Linked DNA regions of Homo sapiens: all the other regions are linked to region 2. Evidence: chromatin contacts called from ENCODE Hi-C or POLR2A ChIA-PET data. All regions are on one chromosome and are shown on one strand. The core of a region is the stretch at or near the end of the contact, and the rest is flanking DNA. Distances in the headings are between cores, read along the strand shown.

Region 1 (2,700 bases), core at 185-2,684, 3.3 Mb after region 2:
TCTTCTCGTCATTATTCACTTGGTTGCCATCAGCATTCAAACACTGATTATGCCACTGTCACAGGAAGTGTGTGCTAGTTAGGAAATCAGATCAAAACTGAAACTCTAGAATCAGTCCTTAAGTTTTAGTTTTATTTTCCCTGAAAACATTCCTCCTTAAACGAAATTTTTTTCTTTTTTTTTGGTTTTTGAGACGGAGTTTCGCTCTTGTTGCCCAGGCTGGAGTGCAATGGCGCGATCTTGGCTCACGGCAACCTCTGCCTCCCAGGTTCAAGGGATTCTCCTGCCTCGGCCTCCCGAATAGCTGGGATTACAGGCATGCGCCACCACGCCCGGCTAATTTTGTATTTTTAAAAGAGACGGGGTTTCTCCATGTTGGTCAGGCTGCTCTCGAACTCCTGACCTCAGGTGATCCGCCCGCCTAGGCCTCCCAAAGTGCTGGGATTACAGGCGTGAGCCACTGCGCCCAGCCACTAAATTTCATAAATGGTAAGATATCCAACCTTACCAAATGTATCTATAGTTTATATTTTTGACAGGCTGCATAATAAATCCATAGGGCTCTATCTGAATTTCAACAAGGATTATTCAGTAAGAAGAAAATGAGTGTTGTATCTCAGCTGCGCCCATCAGCTCTATTCCCCGAATGACCGTGAGCTTGAAGGAAAGCCATTTAACGCACACGGTGCCGATGGGTGTCTTCTGCTTGGCGACATCGTGGGCTTTATCCTACTTCCTCAAGGAGGCATAAAAGATGATTTTTTCCCCACAACAATGAGCTTTCTTACAGACATATTAAACGGAAATGAAATGTGCTACTCATTCCCAGCGTTGCAGAACCAGGTGAGGCCCGAGACAAAGGCGCGGGATGGCCGGGACGCCAGCCCGGGGCGGAGGGGCTGGCGGCGGGAGCGTCACCCGCACCTCCGCGGGGAGACGTCCAAGCCTCGGCGCTCCCAGCCCGGCCGCCGCGCCCCGCTCCAGGCTGGGGCTGGGGCTGGGGTCAGCCCCGCAGAGCAAGGGGCGGTGATGTCATCCTCTCGGCGAGCTTGGCTGCGGGCCGGAGGCGAGGCCCTGCGGGAAGGTTTCTCGGCACCGCTCACCGGGGCGCTCTCTCCGAGTCACGCCCGGTGCCTCCCCGCGCGGGAAGAAGCTCAATCCCCTTCCCGCCCCCCGCGCCGGGGAAACGGCGGCAATGTCCGGGCAGAATGGGGCCGGGCGGAGCGCCGGCGACCGGGAAGCTCAGGCCGTGGGCTGCCGAGACTGGCCTAGCTGAAGGAGGTGGGCAGCCAGGCCTTTCCGGGCAGGACCGCGTGTCCTTCCGCGGCCAGGGCTCTAGGCCTCCACCCTTCCGTCGCCGACCCGGCGGTTACCTCCTCCGCAGCCTGGTAGTCTTCCATCTTTCCTCCGGCGCGTCCCCTCCGGCTCCCTGAGTGGCGCGGACTGCGCAGGCGCACTCAGGCCCCGCCCCGGACCTGCCACGCCCCTCTCCTCTCGCGCCTGCCTCGCCCATGCCCAGCTCCCGGGCCCCGCCCTTCGCTGCCCGGACCCTCAGTGACCCCATCCCTGGGCGGGGCCCGTGGGTGGACCCTGAATTCGCCTCTCCTCCTGTCCTCTGGGAGGTGGTAGTTTCCATGGGAATCCGTGAGGGTAGCCGGGCAGCTCCCTAAACCTTAGCAACAGAAACAAAACACACGTACAAAAGGCAGTCCTGGAGGGGAAGCGTGGTCCCGGCCCCTCCTCCGGTTTGTACTGTGTGGATTGACGCGGACGTTCAAACCCGCTCGGACACCTGGCAACAAACTCGAAAGTGACTGCTGAAGGCAGTGCGCCCGGTGAGACGTTGTTGCAGTTCCCTTGGGGACTGGGATTGGCATGCTTTAGCTATCTGAACGAAACTTCCCTTTGGGGAGTTAAGTTTTCCAGGTAAATGAGAATTTTTCCTTTAAGCACCATTAAAAAAAAACATTTTGGGTGGAAAATTTTGTAAAATGTGGCACACTTCCTGACTACCTTAACCATAGTGAACTAGACAGACTTTATTTGTATGTGGGTTCTTTATGGAAATTAGGAATTGCACTGGGCTCTGGTAAACTGCCCTCCACGGAAAGCTGGGGCATATGCATCTATTGGCAGGTATTCTGAGGCTCCGAGTTTTGATTTTGGCGTTTGCTTTTTCTGGTTTCGTCATGCACTTGAATTCAGGTTGCTGGAACCCACTTCCCATTCCCCAAGAAAGAGCTGACTGCAAGGGTCCCAGGGATTTGGTAGACCTAAACTTCAAATCCCACATCTAATCCATCAACAACCCTTGTTATTTCTACCCCATATGCTCGGGACCCCAGTTAAAGATTGATATCTCTCATCTGGATTATGACCATCGGACTGTAACCTGGTCGGTCTATCAGGGTCTTATTAGAGCCCTTCAAGAGGAACCTAACCCAACGACTCCTCCCTCCCCTCACCCATTCTGCCCTGCCATAAGTCAATAGTTACTAAGTTGTCAGACTATAGACTAATCTTAGTGATCTTTGGATGACTAAACTTTTAACATATCTTAGCTCAAAATCTCCTACAGAGAGCCATTCTGTGACCACGGCATCTAAGGTAGCCGACCTCCTCATCCTCCACCCCTGCATCCTGTACATTTTCCTCATAGCACTTCTCTCAGTTTGCAAGAACGTATTTATGGTTGCTTGT
Region 2 (2,700 bases), core at 37-2,536:
GATCATGCCATTGCACTCCAGCTTGGGCAACAAGAGTGAAACTCCATCTTAAAAAAAGAAAAAAAAAAAAAAGAGAAAACTTGAGTTAAATTATTTTATCCAAAGTCATATTGGTACAGGCAGAATAAAGACTACATGTCCAAGAAATAAAACATTTTATGTTTTCTGGAGTGTGCTTCATTTAAGTGAAAATGAACTTTTTGGGTGTGATTTACTGCTCTTTTCAACTTCTGAAGTGGGACTAAATAGAATGAAATATGAAAATCTCAAAACCTAAGTACTCCAGCCGTGACTTAGTAGACGTATTTGTAATATATTTTTGCAACCTCATCTCATAGAACATCACTAAGCAATGGTGATGGTGGTTAAACCAATATATAAATACATTCGTCAAAACTCATCAAATTGAGCACTTCAAACTTATTAATTTTATTGCACATAAATTATATCTCATAAAAAGTAACTTTAAACAATTAGGTGTGGGAATGTAAACTTGCTAAAAGTAAGCTCCTCGAGGAAACACCGCCTTGTTCACGCCCATATCCTACCCCCGGCACTAGCACAATGTTGCTTGTGTAATATGTACTTATGAATGAATATTAGCGCCCCCGAGGCTTAGACTGAACAGGTAAACGTTTAAAAAACGAATCATACGAGGGATACTCTTTTCACCAAGTTATTGATAAAATCCTCGCATCAATTTAAATTCTGGTAACTTTAAACTGCATGTAAAGCAACTGCAGTCAGCATGTGCTGTACTATTTCAGAATGATTGATTTCACAGTGACCCAGATTCCAATATTCACTAGCGCCTTTCACGACCCATGAACCCTTCCTCCCCTAGGGAGCTTGGCATTTATGCAGCCTGCCGGCAGGCTACACCCCCCCGAACGCGGAGTTTTGTGAGCAATCAACGCACTTCACGTGTCTCCTGGGCGGTGGGACCGGAGTTCTGATACAAAGAGGTCGAAGGACCTGACCAAAAGCCCGTCGCACGCCAGTGCCTGGACACCCGCCCGCGGGGACGTGCAAGACCCCCCGGCCCACGCCCCCACGGACACTGGGGAGACATCCGGGGAGCACTGCTAAGCCATCCACCTGTCAGCCTCAAGTCCAGGAGGAAATTCTGTGATAGCTGCTTCGCTGCTTGCAGTCTTAACAACTTAATGATTTCTCGAATCGTGGGCAACGGAGGGAGACGGCAAGTGCTGAGTTTTCCGGAGGCAGCCATGATACGCGGCAAGCACCATCCAACCCTACCTCACCCAGGACCTTCACCGCCGCTCCGAAAGAAACGCGCAGGGGAGGAACCTGCGAGACCTAAGGCCCGCCTCGGAGTCAGCCCCATTGGTCAGACCTATCCCACCGGAAGCGATGACCGCGGACAGGAAATTCCCGGCGTGCTGAGAGCGCATGCGCTAAGTCCTGCCGCGAGAAGGGCAGGCTGGGTGGTCGGCGGCTTCCGCCTGTGAGAGCCGGGGGAGAGCCGGGTGGACTAGGCTTCTCCTGGGCGGGCTATGGGGAGAGCGCCCAGGAGGGCGGGACGAGGCGGGGCCTGGACAGGGTGGGGTTTTTCGGAGGAGTTGCTCTGAGAGGTGCAGCCGGTTTACTCCCGCCCTGAAGTTCCCAAGGGCTTCCGGCTCTTTAACGTTCTAAATACCTGTCTGTGAATATTAGAGGAAAAGCGGGTGCTTAGAGGCAAAGCTACTGTTTGTTAGCAATTCTTTCTTACTGTGAGGCGTTTTTAGAACCGCCGCTCTGCAGATGCTGCATGATGGGTTTTTAACTTCGTTCAGCCTCAGTTTTTTCATCAGTTAAATGGAGCTAATGTCTACCTCAAAATTGTGAGCACTAAATGAGAGAGATCGCCTGGTGTGCACGTTCAGAACATAGTGCACGCATGGCATTGGGTAAGCTCCCACGTGATCAGTGGTGGCTGTTATTATTTGGCAGATGAATAATTGGCCAGTGTAAAGAGGTCATTCGATTTGCTAGGATTACAGCTAAGAACAGAGAGAAGACTGAAATATGAGTTCTGTCTTTCCGTTATACGAGATAAAAACAACGAAGCAAAAAAAAAAAAAAATTAAAGTTTCTCTGATAGGTGGGAGAATTTTGCTGTTTTAACCCTGCTTATGTTTGGACATTGCTGCGTTGATCACAAATGAATTTTAAAGTTTCTGTTCCTCAATTAGTAAGTTTTTAAAAAAGCTAATGGAAAACGAAACAACTATGGGTATGGATATAAAAATGAGGAGTACTTTGAAATTCCAGTGGAAAACTCAACCACCTTCTATAAAAGCTGTTTTAAAAGGAACTGAGATAATCTCCTAGCTTTAAAAAATAGTGATGACTACCATAGAGGTAAGGAGATTTGCCCAACGTGGCATCAAAATGTAGACTGGAAGTACAAACTCTTGATTCAGATATCTTATCGTCCAAAACACAGTATACCTGACAAAGCATTATTTCACAGTTATATTCATTATTTCCCGTACTCCTCACAATGGTCCCATGTGAATGAGATTATTATTCTTAGTTTGCTGTGAAGAAATAGGGGAGGTGAGGTCATTTGACAATGCCCAGAGTCAGACAGCAAAGTACAGAGAGAAGACAACCTGAGTTGTGTTTTTTCTGAGTTCTGATCTCACTGGCCACACTCAAGTATCAGCTTATTATTTTTAAGTTAATATGTGTTAA
Region 3 (2,708 bases), core at 122-2,621, 4.4 Mb after region 2:
ATTTCTCCTGAAATTGCACTGTTATGCAATTTTTTTCCTTCTCTATTGCCCCACCTCTGGGGCCTACACTCTTTACCTTCTCTGATTTATCTGACCCATCCGCATATCTCTGCAAAGTCTTAATGTAGGTTTCCAGGATTTAATGATTCTTTCAATCAACTTTAAAGTTCTTCAGGAAGATTCTCCAGGTCCGTCAACAGTTTTCCCCTTCATGACTTTGTGACAAAGCTTTCTTGTTCCACTATCCAGGTGTTCCCAACAAGTTGCTGTAACGGTGGCCCCTCATAAGCTTGCCTGGAAACCCTAGAAAGCTCAGAAAAATTATGAACTTTGCCCAGTAAGAGGCTGGGAAGTCAGAAAGGGTTTTAAACAAAACTGACCCCACTTGTTACATGCTCCTTTCACTGTCCAAACGTCAACCAAAGGAACTTTTGTGACGCTAAGACGCTCCCGGCGTCCTCACCCGTTCACAGCCAGAGTTGATCTTAGAAGGCAGGGGGCTCGCACCGAGACGCTCCTAGCAAGCCCCTCACGCGAGCGAATGACTGGCGCCAGGAGAAACGCATAGGACCTCCCGAAGCCGCCGAGAGCAAAAGGACCCATCAGAGCTGTGCTGAGACCCGCCGCGGGCCGGGCTCGCACTCGAGATTCTCGCCCGTGGGATTCCAGTCCTGAGCTGAACGAGAGATAAGTCTTTGTCACCCCCCAGTCTTTACTGTTTCGAGAAACCCTAAGATTTTTTAAAAAAAAGCCCAAGACGTCAAGTCGGGGAACTCCAACATTGGGGTGTCCAGAAACACTGGGGTTTCAGGCGCTCTGTAAATGCGTCCGAGGTCCGCGGTTCTGCCCGCAAGCCCAGACCCCGGCCTCACTTCCGCCCCGCGCCCCGCGCCCCGGCCTCACTTCCGCCCCGCGCCCCGCGCCCCGCGCCCCGCGCGCCTCCGCCCGCCCCTGCTCCGGCCTTGCGCCTGCGCACAGTGGGATGCGCGGGGAGGTGGTGCGCGGGGAGGTGGAGGGCGAGGGGCGGGGCTACCTCAGGTCCCGCCCGCGGCAGGCCTGTGGGCTGCGAGGAGGAGCTTTGCCTAGCTTGCAGGCAGCGCAGGGCAGACGGCGGCAGGAGAAGCAAGATGAATGCAGGCTCAGATCCTGTGGTCATCGTCTCGGCGGCGCGGACCATCATAGGTGAGTGGCCGGCGGGAGCCGCGCAGAGTCCGAGGCGCCTGCTGCTTCGGCAGGAGCGCCGAGGGCCGGACTTGTGTAGGAGAGGGGCGTATGTGGAGGAAGCCGGTCAGGCCAAGCCGCGAGGAGCCGCGGGATCCCTGGAACCCTGCGGCTCCCGCGTTCCCTGACCTGGTGCTACAGCCCCACCCTCTCCTCTCCCGATGTGCGCACTCCGTCCCTCGTGCTTGGATTGGCTCCCGGGGTAGAGCCATCGCGTGGCCTGCCTCTCCCATTGGTTGGCGTAGGGAGGTGTTCTCCTCCGGGGCCCCTGATTGGCCGGCTCCGGGAGGCGCCATCGGTAATGCCTGCGGCAGGGGCGGAACTGCTAGGTGGTCTGAGCCCGGCTTTGGGCTGGGGTCGGGCTGTCACACAATGGCTAGAAGTCGTGACTTCGTCTCCTTCGTGCCGCATGGTTTTCAACGCCCTTGACCCGCCGGTTCCTTTTGTTTGGGAAGCATGGGGTCGCATCCAGTCCTTCGGATTTGGGGAAATAGAAGGGCTACAGCGGCGTCCCTAGGCCGTTCTGGAGGTCGCCTGTCCAGCCCTCGGCTGCTGCGAGTTGTGGCACCCACCTTGACCTTTGCTCAGACCAGCAGGTGTAGGAACGTGTGGGAGGAGAGGGCACTGCCTCCTCGCGTGGCCTTGCCAAACAGGGTCATGAGGCTCCCCTGCTCGTAGGTGGTTCCCGTATTACCCGCAGGCTTGTGATGTCCACGCTCTCCGCCTTTCTATTGTAGGTTCCTTCAATGGTGCCTTAGCTGCTGTTCCTGTCCAGGACCTGGGCTCCACTGTCATCAAAGAAGTCTTGAAGAGGGCCACTGTGGCTCCGGAAGATGTGTCTGAGGTCATCTTTGGACATGTCTTGGCAGCAGGTAAGTCTCAGTGATTCCAGGAGAAGTCAGGCTTATTAGAAACAGCCCATAAACACACACACACACACACACTCTCACACACTCACACACTCTCTCACTCACTCAAGTTCTTGCCTCCTTGCTTTTGCTCAGAGTTCCCTCTGTTATGATTCCTCCTGTTGGCCCCCTTCTTCCAGCCCTGTCAGTAGCTTCTATCCAGCTTGAGACTCAGCTTCTTGGCCAGGCAGGGTGGCTCCCGCCTGTAATCCCAGCACTTTGGGAGGCGGAGGAGGAAGGATCACTTGAGTCCAGAAGTTTGAGACTAGCCTGGGCAACAAAGCAAGACCCCGTCTCTACAAAAAATAAAATAGCCAGGTATGATGGCCTGTGCCTCCCAGCTACTGGAGAGGCTGAGGTGGGAGGATCACTTGAGCCCAGGAGTTTGAGACTGCAGTGATTGTGTCACTGCACTCCGTCATGGGTGACAGAGTGAGACCCCTTCTCTAAACAAACAAAAAGACTTAGCTTCATTAATATGCTTTTTGTGAATGAACTTAGACCACTGACCTACACCACCTACACTGCCTTTTCTTTTCCTTTTTTTTTTTTTTTTTTTTTTTTTTTTGAGACGGAGTC
Region 4 (2,700 bases), core at 122-2,621, 4.7 Mb after region 2:
ATGGTCTCGATCTCCTGACCTTGTGATCCGCCCGCCTTGGCCTCCCAAAGTGCTGGGTTTACAGTCGCGAGCCACCGCGCCCGGTCACCACAAACCCTTTTTCGACGTCCACAGTTTACACCTGAGCTCTCCCTTTGACCCACTACAACACTTTCTTTTCTTGGGCAATATATTAATAGCACGGTGGTTATGTCACAGGCCTGTGACTGGCTTGGGCTCAAACCCGGGCTTTTTCACTTACTAGCTGCAAGACTAACTAGTTATTTAATTTCTCCATTCCTCACTTTCCTTATCTGCAAAACGGATGCAATAAAGGCACCCCCTCTTACAGGACTGTTAGGATTAAATGAGCTAAATCACAGTGTCCGAACACTTCAGTACTTCGTACATAATTACTTGCTCAAGAAATGTTAGCTATTATTGGGTCATGATTATTTATATGTGTTTGAATTCCAGCTTTGCCACATCCCAGAGTGTCTTTGAGTAAGTCACTGAGTATCCTTGTGCCTCAATTCCTCATCTATAAGTAGGTTCCCATCTCATAGGTTTTTAAAGATTCATGCTTACATGCTTAGCAGTGTCTGGTATGGAATAAGCACTAAAAAAGATGAGCTTTTATGATGATGATGATTACTATTTTCAGTCATGATTATTTTGTATATTTACTCTAAAAGAAAGTGAATTTTTTTAGTTCAAGACTTTTAGATTCATCGTTCTACTTTCATTGTGGCTAGCTCATGGCCATCCACGTAGTGAATTAATAAAGCTTTGTTGAGTGGCACTTGCTTGACAGCGACACTTTTGTCCACTCTTTCACCTTGCTGGATTTGTGCTGCCTTCCTTGCTGTAGGAAGCCCACGCTTGGGAAATAACATTCCCACAGAAGGTCTGAGAGGCTCTGACGGGCCAAGGTTGTAAACCCCCATGATTTGACTCCACGGGCAGTTAAAGTGTGTTCCCACCCCCCACGGATCCGCTGCCACTAGGCTGTGCGAAGGCATTTACCTCCCTGGCACTTTGATCCAAGTTCCCTATTTTCCCCTACTGGTCGATCGAGGTTGGGAACAGTTGCTCTAACCTGGGAAGCACCCGCCACGATCCAGCAGGGCGCGGTGGGAGGGGAAACTGAGGCCCGGCTAGGCACCCCCGCCGCGCCCAGCCCGCCGAGAGGCTCAGGCCCCGGGAGGCACCTGGAGCCTGCGCCCCGCCCGCGCCGCTTCCTGTCCCGCGCGCTGCGCTCACGTGACCCGGGCCTGGGAGGAGCCGGGGCGGGCGGGGGTCACCTGAACAAGGGAGTCACGTGAGCGGGGGGCGGGGGTGGGGGGGCGGTGCCGGGCGGCTGTCACGTGACGCGGTTCCGGGGCCGCCGCTGCCGCTGTCGCTGTCGCCGAGCCCAGTCGAGCCGCGCTCACCTCGGGCTCCCGCTCCGTCTCCACCTCCGCCTTTGCCCTGGCGGCGCGACCCCGTCCCGGGCGCGGCCCCCAGCAGTCGCGCGCCGTTAGCCTCGCGCCCGCCGCGCAGTCCGGGCCCGGCGCGATGGGGGCCGCCGCCGGCCGGAGCCCCCACCTGGGGCCCGCGCCCGCCCGCCGCCCGCAGCGCTCTCTGCTCCTGCTGCAGCTGCTGCTGCTCGTCGCTGCCCCGGGGTCCACGCAGGCCCAGGCCGCCCCGTTCCCCGAGCTGTGCAGGTGGGTGGCCCGCCCGGACGCAGGCTCCGCTCGCGGTGCCCGGGGTGAGCGGCCGGCGTGGGGGGCGGGGAGCGCTCGAGGAGCTCCTGGGGTCTCCAAGTCGCCTCCGTTCCGCGCCGGGGTCCGCCCCGTTCCCGAGGGAAAGTTGCCTGCGTGGTGTCCGCGAGTCCCGCCGGGTCCCGTGCGCAGGCGGGGGGCGCGGGGGCACACGCGGTCGTGGCGGTCCTGGAGCCCCGCGTCCGGCCACTTGTGGCTGTCGCTGAGTCGGGGGTGGCTTTGTGCGGAGCGGTCGCCCCGGCCCTTGGGGTCGGCGCCTGCCCTCGCGCGGCCGGGCGTCCGGGAAAGTTGGAGGCAGGAACTCCAGTTTGCTTTGTTCCCGCTGCGCGTTTGCATCAGAGTTTCGCCAGCGGGGCACCGGTGAGGCCCCTCGGTGTGGAGAGGCTCACCGGGGCGTTGGAGCCCGCAGGAATGGTCCTGGAGTTGAGTGTTTGTGGTTTCATTTGCTGATTGATTTCCCCCCGTGGGCTCATTTTCTCTTTAAAGAATATATATATATATATATTTTTAGCAGGCGGTGACTTTTGTCTTCTTTAGATTGGGGGCAGGGGGTGTCGTCCAGTGTGAGCTTTCAAGACTTGACCCTTCACTTCTCTGAGCCCAACTTCCTGCCTGGTTGCTCACATGATGTCATTGTCTCCGGGGCGGATTATTCTAGTGGATCTTGCTCTGGGAACCATGATTGTATAACCCATCAGTCCCATCGAGGGCTGTTCACCTCGCGCAACTGCTAGCAGTCCAGGGCCTGGGGAACTTCGAATTTCAGGAATTTTCTGACCATCCTTTTCTGGACTGTTTAGGATGATGGAAAATTCAGCTTTTGTTTATTTTTTTAAACTTTGGTAAAAAGGAAGCAGGATGAAAAGTTTTGAACAGACAACAGTTTCTCCCTGTTACTGTTACTTTTACAAGTTACTTTTACAAGTTACTTTTCAGAGTGAAACAAAGTTGAGCCTAC
Region 5 (2,700 bases), core at 44-2,543, 3.9 Mb before region 2:
GCGAGAAACACCCAAGAATGATCAATAAAAAAAAAAAAAAAAAAAAACACAACCAGCATCCATTCTCTTATCTTCCTCCACTTTGCATTTCTCCATTGTTTAACATCACTTGCACACCTTTAATTTTTAGTTTATTAATTCATACTGCAAACGAACTCAGTTCTTATCATGTGCCAGGTATTGTCCTAGTTGCTGACAATACAGCTGAAAATAAAATAGACAAAAATCCTATCTTTTGAATCTTTTGAACCTTGCATTGGGAGTGACAGACAAAACGAGGTAAATCAGTAAAATACGTGAGACACAAAGCTAAAGGAAAAAAATAAGAGGAAAGGGCAGATTTTTGTGTCTTCCTTCCAGAATGGAAGCTCCCTGAGGATACGGATTTGTGTTTTTTCCTATTATATCTCCTGACAATAGCGCCCAGCACATAGTAGGCATTCGATCGAATTTTTAAAATGAAATACAAGGCAGTTACTCAGTTCCCGGGCACATTTCAACTTTTAGAGAACAATTACACCAATTAAGAAAATCGATTACAGCTAGGCTACGATTCGAGAGCTAAGTGGCGCTCATCTTTGGGAGTATGCCGTTCAATTCCTCAAACTCAAAATTATTTTATCGATTTCTACAGTTACCGCGGTGCACTGGCTCAAAAAAAGGGTTCATTAATTGAGTGCTTTTTACTCCCAGCTAAGCTGACCAAAGATCACGGTAAGAGGCAAAGGGTCACAGCCGCACTGGCGTAACCCGTAACTGTACACGTTCCGGGCGGCCAGGAGCCAGGGCGCAGACCTCCAAGCCGGACCACTCGAGCTGCTAAAGAAAAGGCAATACACTAACCTCTCCGCCGGAAGAGAAGAAGGAAGCGCCAGGGACGCACGCTTCCTCGGCAGGACTGCAGGGAAAGAGCCGCACCCCCAGCCTCTCACTACTGCAGCCAACCCATCTCCTGGAAGGGCGCTCCCGCCCACCCCCGCTACTGCGCAGCCGCACTGAACTCTGGTCCCACTTAGCGGGAGAAACTCGGGCCACGTGACTGTCTGACCACGTGAGCCGCGTCGCCGCGACCTCTTCCGCTCCCTAGGCCCTGGGACCTCCCGGTCCCTTGCCTGCTTCCGGCTTTCGCTCGCTTCCATATCCGCTCCTCTAGTCGCCCTCCGCTGGCCCCGCCTTCGTCCCCGGAAGATTGGGTCTTCTGGCGAGCCACTGTTTGCCGTTTGATCGGGCACCAAATAAAGTTTCTTTATTCAAAAGCACTTTTTTTTTAAAGCCACACCACCCCCATTCTCAGCTCCTCCTTCGCGGCGGTACCGCCTCTGTTTCTGCGGCGATTGAACAGCCGAGCTTTGCGGCCGGGATCGCGGAAAGTGATGGCTGTCGTCCCGGCGTCTCTCTCAGGACAGGACGTGGGGTTAGTCTAGCTTTTCTCCTCCCCACTTTTGCGGAAAGCCGGGCCTCGCCGGGAGCCTGTGGGGACTAAGCGGAGGGCGCCCGCTCCCCGGTGGGCTGCGTTCGAGTCCCGCCGCCGGGCGCGGCTTTCCGGGGCGCCTTTGCGGGTTTCGCGGACTGGCTCGGAGGCGAAGGGAGGCGGCCCCGGGGAGGGAGCCTGCCCGCGGCGGCTGCTCGTAAGGATCAGGACAGGGGTCAGCTTCGCGGTCTGTTCCTGGCGGTCACTTTTTATTTATTCACTTTAATAGACGCGCTTTGGGGGCGTTAAAATTCTGCGTAAGAGTTGGGGATCTCAGCGCTATTAAGAAACGGGTTTCTCCCTGTTGTTGATCAAATCGTAATCTCACAGTAAGAACTGTCTAGTTTTTTGCTTTATAGTCGTCACGCTACTGATTCTTGGGTAAAGTTGTGGGTGACCGTGCAAATAACATCCATTTGCATAAATCGAATGGCCAAATTTATATTTGAAATTTGTCCTTACTTCAAAATATTGCAAAAGACGAGAACACTTTGAAGAAAATAAACCTGGGCAGAAAGTAGGTTGAGGCCAACAAAGTGGCGCCAATGGCCCCAAATTGAGGCAGTCACTGTTTCAGGTCATGCAAGTATAGAGAGTATCTCCTTCAATTTTGCGCCCTAGGGCTTCTGGCCTCACTCCAGTCCTGGCCAGAGACTTTGTTCCAGAGGTGCAGGAAATGTAGTAGTTAGGAAAACAGTAATACTTTCCAATTAAAGTAAAATCTCAAAAAAGGACTTACTATACCTACTGCCTGGGAAAATTCAAGTGACAGTTGATTTAATGTTCCTGCTCACCCTCTGAGGTATTAGTGATTTCTTTTATTAATGATTTTTAAAAATTAAATTCTGATCAACGTAGTTATTATGCGCATTAAAACCTAATCACTGTTTTGGGTGGTACTGAAAGCACCACAGAGTCGGAAAGTGTGTGCAGTTTTTTTCTTAAAGTTCTATAGCTATCATTTGAGGAAACCTTTTGAAGAAATACCCAAGTTACAATCTAGTAATTTAACAATTGTCTCCTGTGATCTGGAGATAAAAACACTAGTCAGCTAAGCTCTGTGCTCTATATTTAAAACTGCACAGAATTTCTCCACCAAATAAAGCTTTTTTTCTACCTGTATCATGTATTTCCTTAGAATGATATAAAATGATAATCTGTAAATCTTGGGTTTTGTATGAATAAAATCAAGAATATCTTTAATTTTTTAATGCAGGTATAAGTTTTTC

What was found. Hi-C counts contacts between places; a loop is a spot of excess contacts on that map. ChIA-PET counts read pairs that join two places held with the same protein, here RNA polymerase II (POLR2A). Pooled maps may share reads with other maps.
Region 1: a map of B cell shows a loop between it and region 2 (10-fold over the local background). The contact joins the promoter of DYNLT1 here to the promoter of TFB1M in region 2. A Hi-C loop is called at or near these places in 1 of 168 maps with a recorded cell type or tissue (B cell) and 9 of 50 pooled maps.
Region 3: a loop to region 2 is called in a pooled map, with 15 times the contacts of the local background. The contact joins the promoter of SOD2-OT1 here to the promoter of TFB1M in region 2. A Hi-C loop is called at or near these places in 7 of 50 pooled maps.
Region 4: a loop to region 2 is called in a map of CD8-positive, alpha-beta T cell, with 7 times the contacts of the local background. The contact joins the promoter of IGF2R here to the promoter of TFB1M in region 2. A Hi-C loop is called at or near these places in 2 of 168 maps with a recorded cell type or tissue (CD4-positive, alpha-beta memory T cell and CD8-positive, alpha-beta T cell) and 9 of 50 pooled maps.
Region 5: a loop to region 2 is called in a map of B cell, with 14 times the contacts of the local background. The contact joins the promoter of DCPH1 here to the promoter of TFB1M in region 2. A Hi-C loop is called at or near these places in 3 of 168 maps with a recorded cell type or tissue (B cell and naive thymus-derived CD4-positive, alpha-beta T cell) and 10 of 50 pooled maps. POLR2A ChIA-PET finds 5 or more read pairs at or near these places in 1 of 52 experiments (WTC11).

What each region holds. Positions count from the first base shown.
Region 1 is chr6:158,643,309-158,646,008 of GRCh38, forward strand. DYNLT1 (dynein light chain Tctex-type 1) reads right to left here and starts at 1,435. Exons shown (of 5, transcript NM_006519.4): 1 at 1,374-1,435. The coding sequence starts at 1,400. It also overlaps a transcript of SYTL3 not described here. RefSeq lists an enhancer at 806-1,749 and silencers at 873-1,202, 1,363-1,592.
Region 2 is chr6:155,313,198-155,315,897 of GRCh38, forward strand. TFB1M (transcription factor B1, mitochondrial) reads right to left here and starts at 1,287. Exons shown (of 7, transcript NM_016020.4): 1 at 1,099-1,287. The coding sequence starts at 1,231. RefSeq lists enhancers at 1,062-1,381, 1,380-2,370, 1,452-1,501, 2,052-2,101 and a silencer at 1,552-1,631.
Region 3 is chr6:159,760,961-159,763,668 of GRCh38, forward strand. SOD2-OT1 (SOD2 overlapping transcript 1) reads right to left here and starts at 1,372. Exons shown (of 2, transcript NR_037166.1): 1 at 1,034-1,372; 2 at 1-676. ACAT2 (acetyl-CoA acetyltransferase 2) reads left to right here and starts at 1,085. Exons shown (of 9, transcript NM_005891.3): 1 at 1,085-1,182; 2 at 1,959-2,093. The coding sequence starts at 1,128. It also overlaps a transcript of SOD2 not described here. RefSeq lists enhancers at 338-397, 2,466-2,708 and silencers at 828-887, 908-1,057.
Region 4 is chr6:159,967,711-159,970,410 of GRCh38, forward strand. IGF2R (insulin like growth factor 2 receptor) reads left to right here and starts at 1,372. Exons shown (of 48, transcript NM_000876.4): 1 at 1,372-1,685. The coding sequence starts at 1,537. RefSeq lists silencers at 933-1,552, 1,563-1,842, 1,863-1,992.
Region 5 is chr6:151,451,173-151,453,872 of GRCh38, forward strand. DCPH1 (damage control phosphatase 1) reads left to right here and starts at 1,294. Exons shown (of 5, transcript NM_024573.3): 1 at 1,294-1,414. The coding sequence starts at 1,374. It overlaps RMND1 (required for meiotic nuclear division 1 homolog), which reads right to left and starts at 954. Exons shown (of 12, transcript NM_017909.4): 1 at 844-954. RefSeq lists enhancers at 682-731, 922-1,371 and a silencer at 1,532-1,651.